Linked DNA regions of Homo sapiens: region 2 is linked to region 1. A link is a contact called in ENCODE Hi-C or POLR2A ChIA-PET data. All regions are on one chromosome and are shown on one strand. The core of a region is the stretch at or near the end of the contact, and the rest is flanking DNA. Distances in the headings are between cores, read along the strand shown.

Region 1 (4,323 bases), core at 656-3,155:
TGAGGTTGAGAAATCCTGTCTAGGGCATGCGGCCAGCTGCTGTATCAAAGGGGTAACTTGAGCCCAGGGAACCAGCTGCAAAATGCTCTTTCTCTTTCCCCTCTCAATTCAGGAGGCCTCATAATTCAGAGCATAAATCTGGATTTAGACCAAATGTAATTTCAGTCATATATCTCTGATGGCAGATCGTTTCCCATGATAATACAGGAATGAGACAGTACTTACCGGCTCGGTGTTAGGCCCATGGTGCTTGATTGCTTGATAATCATTATTGTTATCATGGGCTTATCTTTTAGAATATGGATTGCTTTCTACTAGATATTGGAGGGTTTTCCTATGCATTTCTCCCCTATTAAGCCGAAAACTCCTCAAAGGCCCCACCCCATGTAAATTCCCTGGGTACCCCTCATCTCTAGGGTGTTTGGCAGAGCACCAGCTCACAGTAGGCACTCAGTAAACACAGGACTCTATAAGCTCCATCTTCCTGAGTCTCAGAGTGCAGGGAAGGCCTGCAAACGGGATCACACAGGGAGTATGGCAAGTGTGGCCCCAGTCTCAGCCTAGAAGAGGAACCCCTCTGTCCCATGTCCTCTTCCTGCGCCCTTTCCTATCCCCTCTTCACCCACAGAGGACACACAGCAGTGTTGCAACTCACTTGTGCTCAGAGCACCACCATGCCATCCCTTGGGGGAAGGGAGAGGGCCACTGATTAACTCAGAAAGGGCACAGCTCATCAGGAAAGACACTGCCACTAACAGCCCCAGGGGTCAAGCAAACAAACCTCAAATGGGAGGGGGGGCTGATCCACAGGTGGGCAGCCCCACCAGACTAGGAACCCCTCTGGGGCAGGGTCTGTGTCCCACCTACCTCTCCAAACCTAGCTCCGAGCTGGAGGGGCTCTGAGAATATTTGTCATTGAGTGGGCAAGGGTCCAGGCACCTGGCTCCACAATGTCAGGTTTGCAAATCGGGATTTGAAGGGCAGGTCCACCCCTGAACTGCTCCTGGGTTTCTTCATTATTTGGAATAATGACCTGCCTCACAGGAGTGAGAAGTTTAAATAGAGGTGATAATGATGATGATCGTGGCAATAATAATAACCGGGCGCTGCCTTTGTGCTGGGCACTGTTCAGTGCACTCCCCATGTATTAACTCATTTAATCCTCATAAGACACCTGCCAATTGCCCGGCCAGCATTTGGTTCATTATAAGCACTCTATAAATATGATTATTCCACCTACAAGAAGAAAGGAATCCTTTTTTCTGTCCAACATTTAACTTGAAAAAAAAAAAAAAAAACGGGCGGCGGGGTGTGTGGGGAGCGGAAAAGAGAGAGGTAGAAATCCTGGTAGAAGGAGAGGACTCGGGGAATCCGGGGCGGGATGGGGACACTGAACGTGAGACGAGGGTGGGGAAGTGAGATGTGTGGTGTGCTAAAAATAGAAGGGCCCCTCAGGGGAAGCCAGCAAATTGCGAAGATCCAGTATTAGGAGTGAGGTGAGTGACTACAGAGGCTACTTTCCGAGCGTGGGAACCGGCAGGGCCACCGAGGCACCCTACTCGGTCGCAGGATTCGGGAAGAGGGGTCCCCTCGCTAAAGGAAGGTGACTACCTGAGGGAGGAGGCTAAGGGATCTCAGTGGGAGAAAGGCCTGGGTGGGGGTCGGAGGGGAGCCCCTGAGGAACCCGGCGTTGACCGAGGCAGCTTGGGGGTCCGGCAGGGAGGGAGTGCGGCGCGGGGGACGCCCAGTGACTCTCAGGCTCCCGGGCCCCAGGCGCGCGCTCGGGCCGCCCCGGGCCCCGTGCTCACTCACCCGGCCCCGGTCCAGGGGCGGGACAGCAGGGCGCGGCGGAGCGCGGGCGCCGGCAGCAGCATCTCGGGTTAGAAGCGGGGCTGTTCGCTGGATCGTCCGCCCGGGCGCGGCGAGAATGCACAACCCCGTCCAGAGCGCACCACCTCGATCCTCGGGGGGAAACGGATCACCCCGGCTGTCCTCCGAGCTCGGGATCAGCCAAAGTCCCACTATATTTAGCTTCGGCTAATAAAAAATATTTCTAGTGCCATAACGGGGGCATTACACAACACAGGACAAGGGAACCCGAAAGCGAAGTCCTGAAATGCATGCGTTTTCCCCTCCTCTCTTTATGGTATGACCCGGGAGAGAGGGCGTGAACTCTGTCGACCAGTCAGAGTGACACACCAAAGCTTCTGAACCAATCAGCGGGGCGGTCCTGCGGCAGCCTTCCAAAGCGGAGCAGAGAGGGGCTGAATAGAGCCAATGAGATAACCGAAATGGGACACGTGCTGAAGCGGGGCAGAAGGACTCGCTGCGTCCGGCCCTCTGGCGTGCGCCCCGGGTTCGATGGGAGTCCGACTGACTTCTCTCGGGCTGCCGGTGGCTTGTACAAGGCTGGAAACCTGTCCGCTACCAGACTCCTCGACCCCGCAGGGCCACAGCGCGGCCAGCCCCCTGCTTCTTCCCGGGGGCTGCGGCCCCTGGAATGAGCCTGCCTTCCAGCTTCTTGGCCAGGACCCAGCCGCTCTCCACCTACCCTCCAGGCGCGGGGCCGGCCAGCTTCTTAGCTTCCTTGCAGATTACGATCAATGCAAGATAAAACCTGAGCTGGCCAACGCTTAGCTTTTCATTTAAAGCCTTTGGCCGCAAAACCAGTTGTTCCTGAGCCTTTTACCCCCAAGTAAAAATTTCAGCTTTCTTTGCAAAATGTTGTGTGCTTGGTAAACACTAGAATGCTATTTAAAACTTGGATTCTGAAGTCTTCTCTGATGACGAGGTCTCAGGGACCCAATCTATTCCTAAAGTAATGTTACGTTTCCTTACTCTCTGTTCTAATTTGTTTATATTTCTTCCAGCAGCATGAACCGCGCACCTGCTTAGGAGTCAGTTCCCATGCTGATTTTGGTTCCTCAAGCAGGGCACTAGGCAGACTACATATCCTTTCCGGGCCTCAGTTTCCTCATCTGTAAAACGGAAGTAATAGTACCCAACTCACAAAGCCCCCGTGATCTTAAGCCACTTATTTTTCTCCAGATTACACCATTTGAGGTACTTTGGGAGAATGTAAACATTTAAATGAAGAGTAGGAGAGGGAGATTACCTAAATGCCAAGTATTAGGAATGGCAAAAAGCAAATTGGAATTGGTGGCGGCTATTTGTCTTCACCTTTGGAGAAAACCCTAGACAGGTGGGCTCAGTTCACATTTGGGCAATGTTGCCCTGAACATGCCCATTGACAAGAAAAACTAGAACATTGGTTACTGTCAAATCCAGAGCCTGGGAAGGTGACCTCCTGTGGGCACGTTGGAGAGCCTGGAAAAATGGGGGCTTTGTGGTTAAAAGGACATCAGTTCCAAACCAGGCCAAGCCAGTTACTGAGCCTGTGATGTCTCATGTCCTCTCTTCCCCTTCAGTAAAATGTGTGTAATGATTCCTGCTTTGTCATCTTCCAAAGCTTTTATTGTGAGCTACAAATGTAACAGGTGATATGAAATCCCCTATTTTATGGCTAATTAACTAATGAGTTTGAGGGTTTCTGTGGCCTTCCGTCCTCCTACCCCTCCCCCAACACCAGATTCATCTTCTGTTTAAAAACAAAAACAAAAAAAAGCACCATCAGTTCTAAGACATTTCACTTTATTTAAAAGAAGCCAATATACAGGATATAAAGGGCATGATATTTACAACAGTACAGTAAACAGGTTGGTTTCCGGTAGGATCAGTAGTCTTTCCATGAGTATAAATCCCCCCCTTCCCTGTGATGCTAGACCCAGCTGGCAGACAACAGCAACGGTGGGGCAGGATCATGGGGTATAAAGTCTCCCTGGGTGGGGCTAAAAATCAGGTAGATGCAAAAACATCCACAAGGGGTCTTGCAGGGAAGGGCTTTGCCTCATTTCTTTGAGGGCTTGGGAGGGAAGGGTCTTGGTGAGGGATTTGCTCAGAACTAACACACAGCCCACCCTGAGCCTGGAAATCATCCATTCATAGAAAATTCCCTTCCAGAGAGAATCTGGCTTTACCTGCACCCACCCAGTCCCCTCCAGACTCCCCACTCCAGGAGAGAGCTCTTCTAGAGCCAGAGCTTGGTGTCTCAAGGGGGAAGACCCCTGTCCTAGGAAACCCCCAGCACCCTGATCCCTCCCCCCAGGGCCCTGGGGGGAACATAGCAAGGACTGCAGCCCAGGCTTGGCCTGGAGTAGACACAGCCGGGGCTGGGCTATGAGCATCTTAAGCCATTTCCACTTCTGCTCCAGCTGCCTGACCACCTGGGACCCGCAAAGGCCCAGGCTCCAAGGAAGTCGTGTG
Region 2 (4,323 bases), core at 1,260-3,759, 6.3 Mb after region 1:
GGCACCATGCACGGCCAAATAAAGCTCATTAATCTCCCATTTTCATGGGTTTGACATTGCCTATCTTCAGATTTGCTACTTTGAATTTAGCACATTATATACATCTCTAGACTTCCCAAAAAGTATAGTCTAAGATATAAGTGGCTAATCAGATTTGACAGTTGGCTTTCTGAAAGTTTTGTTCCGACAAACCTAGAATACTTACTTCAGGCTTTGCACCATTACTTGATACACCTATTCCACGGCTTGTTTCTTTGGCTGAAGGAACAGTTCTGAGACTAGCTGGCAAGTCAATGTTGGTTGTTCCTAGAGCTTTCGCTGCATTGGTTTTTGCTATTTCTAACAGCTCCATTCGATCTAAAAAAAAAAGAGAGAGATTTTAAAATACTCATTAATCTGGTAGTTATTTCCCAAGAGAACTCAGAATTACACAATAAATATGTTATTTTGTGGTATTAAATATATTAAGTCACTTGTTTTATAATAGGTAAACTAAGGTTGCCCTTGAACACTAGTAGCTGCGCTGGTCCACTTTATACTTGTTTTTTCTCCCCCTTACTAAATGCAGATAGAAAGTACCACAGTGTTTGAGAGACTGTAAACCCCAAGTGTGCGCGAGGGTTCCATATGCATCCTGGCACCAATCCCCCGAGTGAACAGAGGGACAACTGTGTAACTTTATTCACTGAAAATTCTATTCTCCAGCTCATTTCTTGCTGAAAAGAATAAAATTCTTAAATTATCTCAACAATTAGTTTTGTTTTCTTGACTAAAGGCCTGAGCGTCCTATTATTTTGTCTTTTTGTTGTACTTAATTTTCTCTAGCTAATAGTGATATTATTTTGCTTTCTCTTCAAAGATGTATTTCTGAAAACCAGGTTTTTCTGCTGTAGATTCTTTATATAATTATCACAACCACTGAACCAATACTGATACACTACTAAAGTGTATTTCTACCACCACCCCCGGCTAATTTTTGTACTTTTACTAGATAGTGAGCTATGTTGGCCAGGCTGGTATGGAACGCCTGGCCTCAAGTGACCCACCCGCCTCCGCCTCCGCCTCCCCAAGTGCTGGGATTACAGAGGTGAGCCGCCGCGCCCGGCCTCCTAGGTCACTTAGGATACTCGACAATCCAATTTTATTCAGTAATAATGTCAACTAAAAGAAGGCGTGTTTTGATATTGTTCTTCCCAATCACGTTAACTTAGAACCTTTAACTTAATCATAACATTTAAAAGGCTCCACCCACTAAGAACAGTCAGCCAATAGGAAAAAAAGTTCCCTACATCCTGAGCCATTTAACATCCAGTTGACCTTTAACCCTAAAGAGAATGCTGTCCACTTAAATACAGGTAATGTCCTCCCTCTTTCCTCCAAAAAGATTTCGGGCACTAAAGGAACTAATATTGAAACTACACAGCAACGTTGGTTCCCTAGCCTACTCATATACTGCCACCATACATTACCACAAATGGAAAGGTAAATGACCCACCCACCTTTTTCACTTAAGCGAAAGGGGGTTCTGCTCCGCGACCTCGTCCTGGATCTGTCCCTCCATCTGCTGTGCTCCTCCGGGTACACTGTGCGACCAAAGCCGTAGTAGCGCTGTCCCCGCGCGATCGCGTACGCCCTTCCGCAGTACGACCTTCCCCGAGAGCGCGACCTGCTACGGGACCGGGACCGGTACCGCGAAGGAGACCGGTAGTATCTCCTGGTGAACCCGTAGCGCCTCTCTCGGTAACGGCGGCTGCGGGATCGCGACCGGCTCCGCGAGTATGACCGCGAGTAGCGCCTGTACTTCCGCTGGTGGCGCCTTCGGGAACGGGACCTGGACTTGCTCCTCCGACTCCTGGACGAAAACCGGCTCGAGACGCGGGAATGGGACCGAGAGCTTCTGGAAAAAGAGCGGCTCCTAGACCGCGACGACAGCCGGCTGGACCCGCCCGACCGCGAGGTCGAGGGCGAATCCTTCTCCTGCGGCGAGCCCGGCCACATGTCGTTCACGTAGTTGGACATCTTCACCTGCGGCTTTAGCCTGCGCTTTCTCCGGAAAGGATCCCGCAAGCCTCAACTCAGGACTTCCTAAAAAACCAAGAGAGAAAAAACAAGTCGAGTCGCGGAAGCCGGCGCCTGGCCACCCGGAAGCCACAGTCGGGGAACCTCCGGGAGGCGGAGCCACGGCGCGGGCGGCGACCGCCGCGACAGGAACCGAGCCCTAGAAACCCCGCTCGGCGCCCTGAGGCCGCGGCCTTGAAGCGAAACGCTGCGTTCCCCAAACGCGGGGCCCGGCACGTTTCCCGTCCCTCACTCCTGAGAGACCACTGCGGTGGTCCTGAGAGACCCCGTCAGCAGAAAACTTACCGCACGCCGTCGACGCCTCCCTCACGACTGAGAGAAAGGCTCAACAGACGCCTTCCTTTCGGAACGTAAGACGAAGTGGGGCTTTTAGTCCCTGCTTTCGAACGGCGAATTCCACAACCTCCACCTCCTACGTCCGGATGCGCACTGAGGGACTACGTTAGCAGACGCGTCAAAAGTACCAGAAGCTGGCCCCCGGCGCATGCGCAGAGATGTTCCGTGGTGGGCGCGGCTCTTCTCTTGCCCAACCACCGCCCTGCCTCCTCCCTCCCCAAGCCGCGCCCTGTGCCTCGAGCGCTTGCCTCCAGGGTGCGCATGCGCGATGGGGCTCCAGGGGGAGGTGTTTGATACATCAGGGTGTCCCGTTGCCCTTGGCTTCCCCCCTGATCTGAGATAATTGCGGGACCGACCCAGTCACCAGAAAACTTCGAAGATGGAACGGCCCCGCGTGGGGCTACACCAGGCTCTGGCCTCACTGCACGGGCGGGGCTGGACGTCAGTGCCGGGCGGGGAGTAGGGCCGGGAGAGGAGCGGCTGCAGGCTGGAGAGGGCTCGCAGCCGGGCTCGGAGCTGGGGCCGTCTGACGGGCTGGTGCCCACAGGGTCGTTGCCGCCACCCACCGGCAAGTCGCAGACCCGGCCTGAGCCTCCCTGGACCCTTCCTGGCCTCTTCCTCCTGTCCTAGGTACCGCGGCGCCAGGAGAAGGCGACCGCGTCCACACCCCGCCATGACAGAGAGGGGACCTCACCCTCCCCCGGAACACCCCAAGACCCCTGGAAATGCAGTATTAACGTAGAAAAGATGTTTTACTTCCATGTTTTGGCTAGGAAGGTAATAAGGTCGAGACAAAATAAAAAGACTCAAAACTGACCTTTAATCTGGGGATAATAATGAAGTCTGCGATATCTCTTCCAAAAACTGTGTTTGGTGTGAGTGTAAACAAAGGTGACTATTTTACTTCTAGGGATCTACAAATGGGATGCATTTCAAACACTTCTTGTAATAAAGCATAACAATTGCCTTGAAAATTGTGGGTTAATTGCCTTTTTTTTTTTTTTTTTTTTTGAGACAGGGTCTCACTCGCCCAGGCTGGAGTGTGGTGGGGCCATCACGGCTCACTGCAGCCCAGGCTCCCGAAGAGCTGGAACTACAGGCATGCACCACCATGCTAATTTTTGCACTTTTTTACCCACGGGATCTAACTGTGTTGCCCAGGCTGGTCTCCAACTCCTGGGCTCAAGCGATTCTTCCGCCTCAGCCTCCTGAAGTTTTGGGATTACAGGCGTGAGCCACTTTGCCCAGCCTATACACTTCTTTACAAGTACATTTTGACAAAAGCCACTTTCTTTAGAGGGAGACACAAACTCACTCATCTCTTGTTCATCTTCACCCCACATCTCCGCAGTTCATCCACATCTCCTGAGGATGCATCATGATGGAAGTAGTTCTTAAACAGTTTCTTCTCTAAATCTCAAGACAGTGAAGATACAATGCCCATCCATCAGAAACCTTTGCCGAAAGTTCTCATAAAGCTGTGTGAGTGGACAGAAAAATAACACGAGGCCAGTCGCGGTGGCTCACGCTTGTAATTCCAGCACTTTGGGAGGCCGAAGCGGGAAGATCACCTAAGATCAGGAGTTCGAGATCAGCCTGGCCAACATGGCAAAACCCCATCTCTACTAAAAATGCAAAAATTAGCTTGACATGGTGGCGGGCGCCTGTAATCCCAGCTACTCGGGAGGCTGAGGCAGGAGAATTGCTTGAACCTGAGAGGCGGAGGTTGCAGTGAGCTGAGATTGCAACACTGCAACCCAACCTGGGCAACAGGAGCAAAACTCCGTCTGGAAACAAATAATAATAATAACAACACGAGTTTCACATTTGACAAGTATAAAAATGATGTGTTGGGGAACTAAAGTATACTTACGATACAGTTTTGAGCTCTTGGTTATGAATAGGAAA

The links. Hi-C counts contacts between places; a loop is a spot of excess contacts on that map. ChIA-PET counts read pairs that join two places held with the same protein, here RNA polymerase II (POLR2A).
Region 2: a map of gastrocnemius medialis shows a loop between it and region 1 (15-fold over the local background). The contact joins the promoter of RSRP1 here to the promoter of ALDH4A1 in region 1. A Hi-C loop is called at or near these places in 1 of 168 maps with a recorded cell type or tissue (gastrocnemius medialis). POLR2A ChIA-PET finds 5 or more read pairs at or near these places in 1 of 52 experiments (BJ).

The regions. Positions count from the first base shown.
Region 1 is chr1:18,900,650-18,904,972 of GRCh38, forward strand. It overlaps ALDH4A1 (aldehyde dehydrogenase 4 family member A1), which reads right to left and starts at 1,906. Exons shown (of 15, transcript NM_003748.4): 1 at 1,813-1,906. The coding sequence starts at 1,874. LOC124903866 (a long non-coding RNA gene) reads left to right here and starts at 1,464. Exons shown (of 2, transcript XR_007065519.1): 1 at 1,464-1,603; 2 at 2,161-2,722. IFFO2 (intermediate filament family orphan 2) reads right to left here. Exons shown (of 9, transcript NM_001136265.2): 9 at 3,631-4,323. RefSeq lists a silencer at 1,673-1,892 and enhancers at 1,973-2,202, 2,142-2,959.
Region 2 is chr1:25,244,945-25,249,267 of GRCh38, forward strand. RSRP1 (arginine and serine rich protein 1) reads right to left here and starts at 2,510. Exons shown (of 5, transcript NM_020317.5): 1 at 2,365-2,510; 2 at 1,500-2,085; 3 at 206-357. The coding sequence starts at 2,019. RefSeq lists enhancers at 1,301-2,025, 2,026-2,750.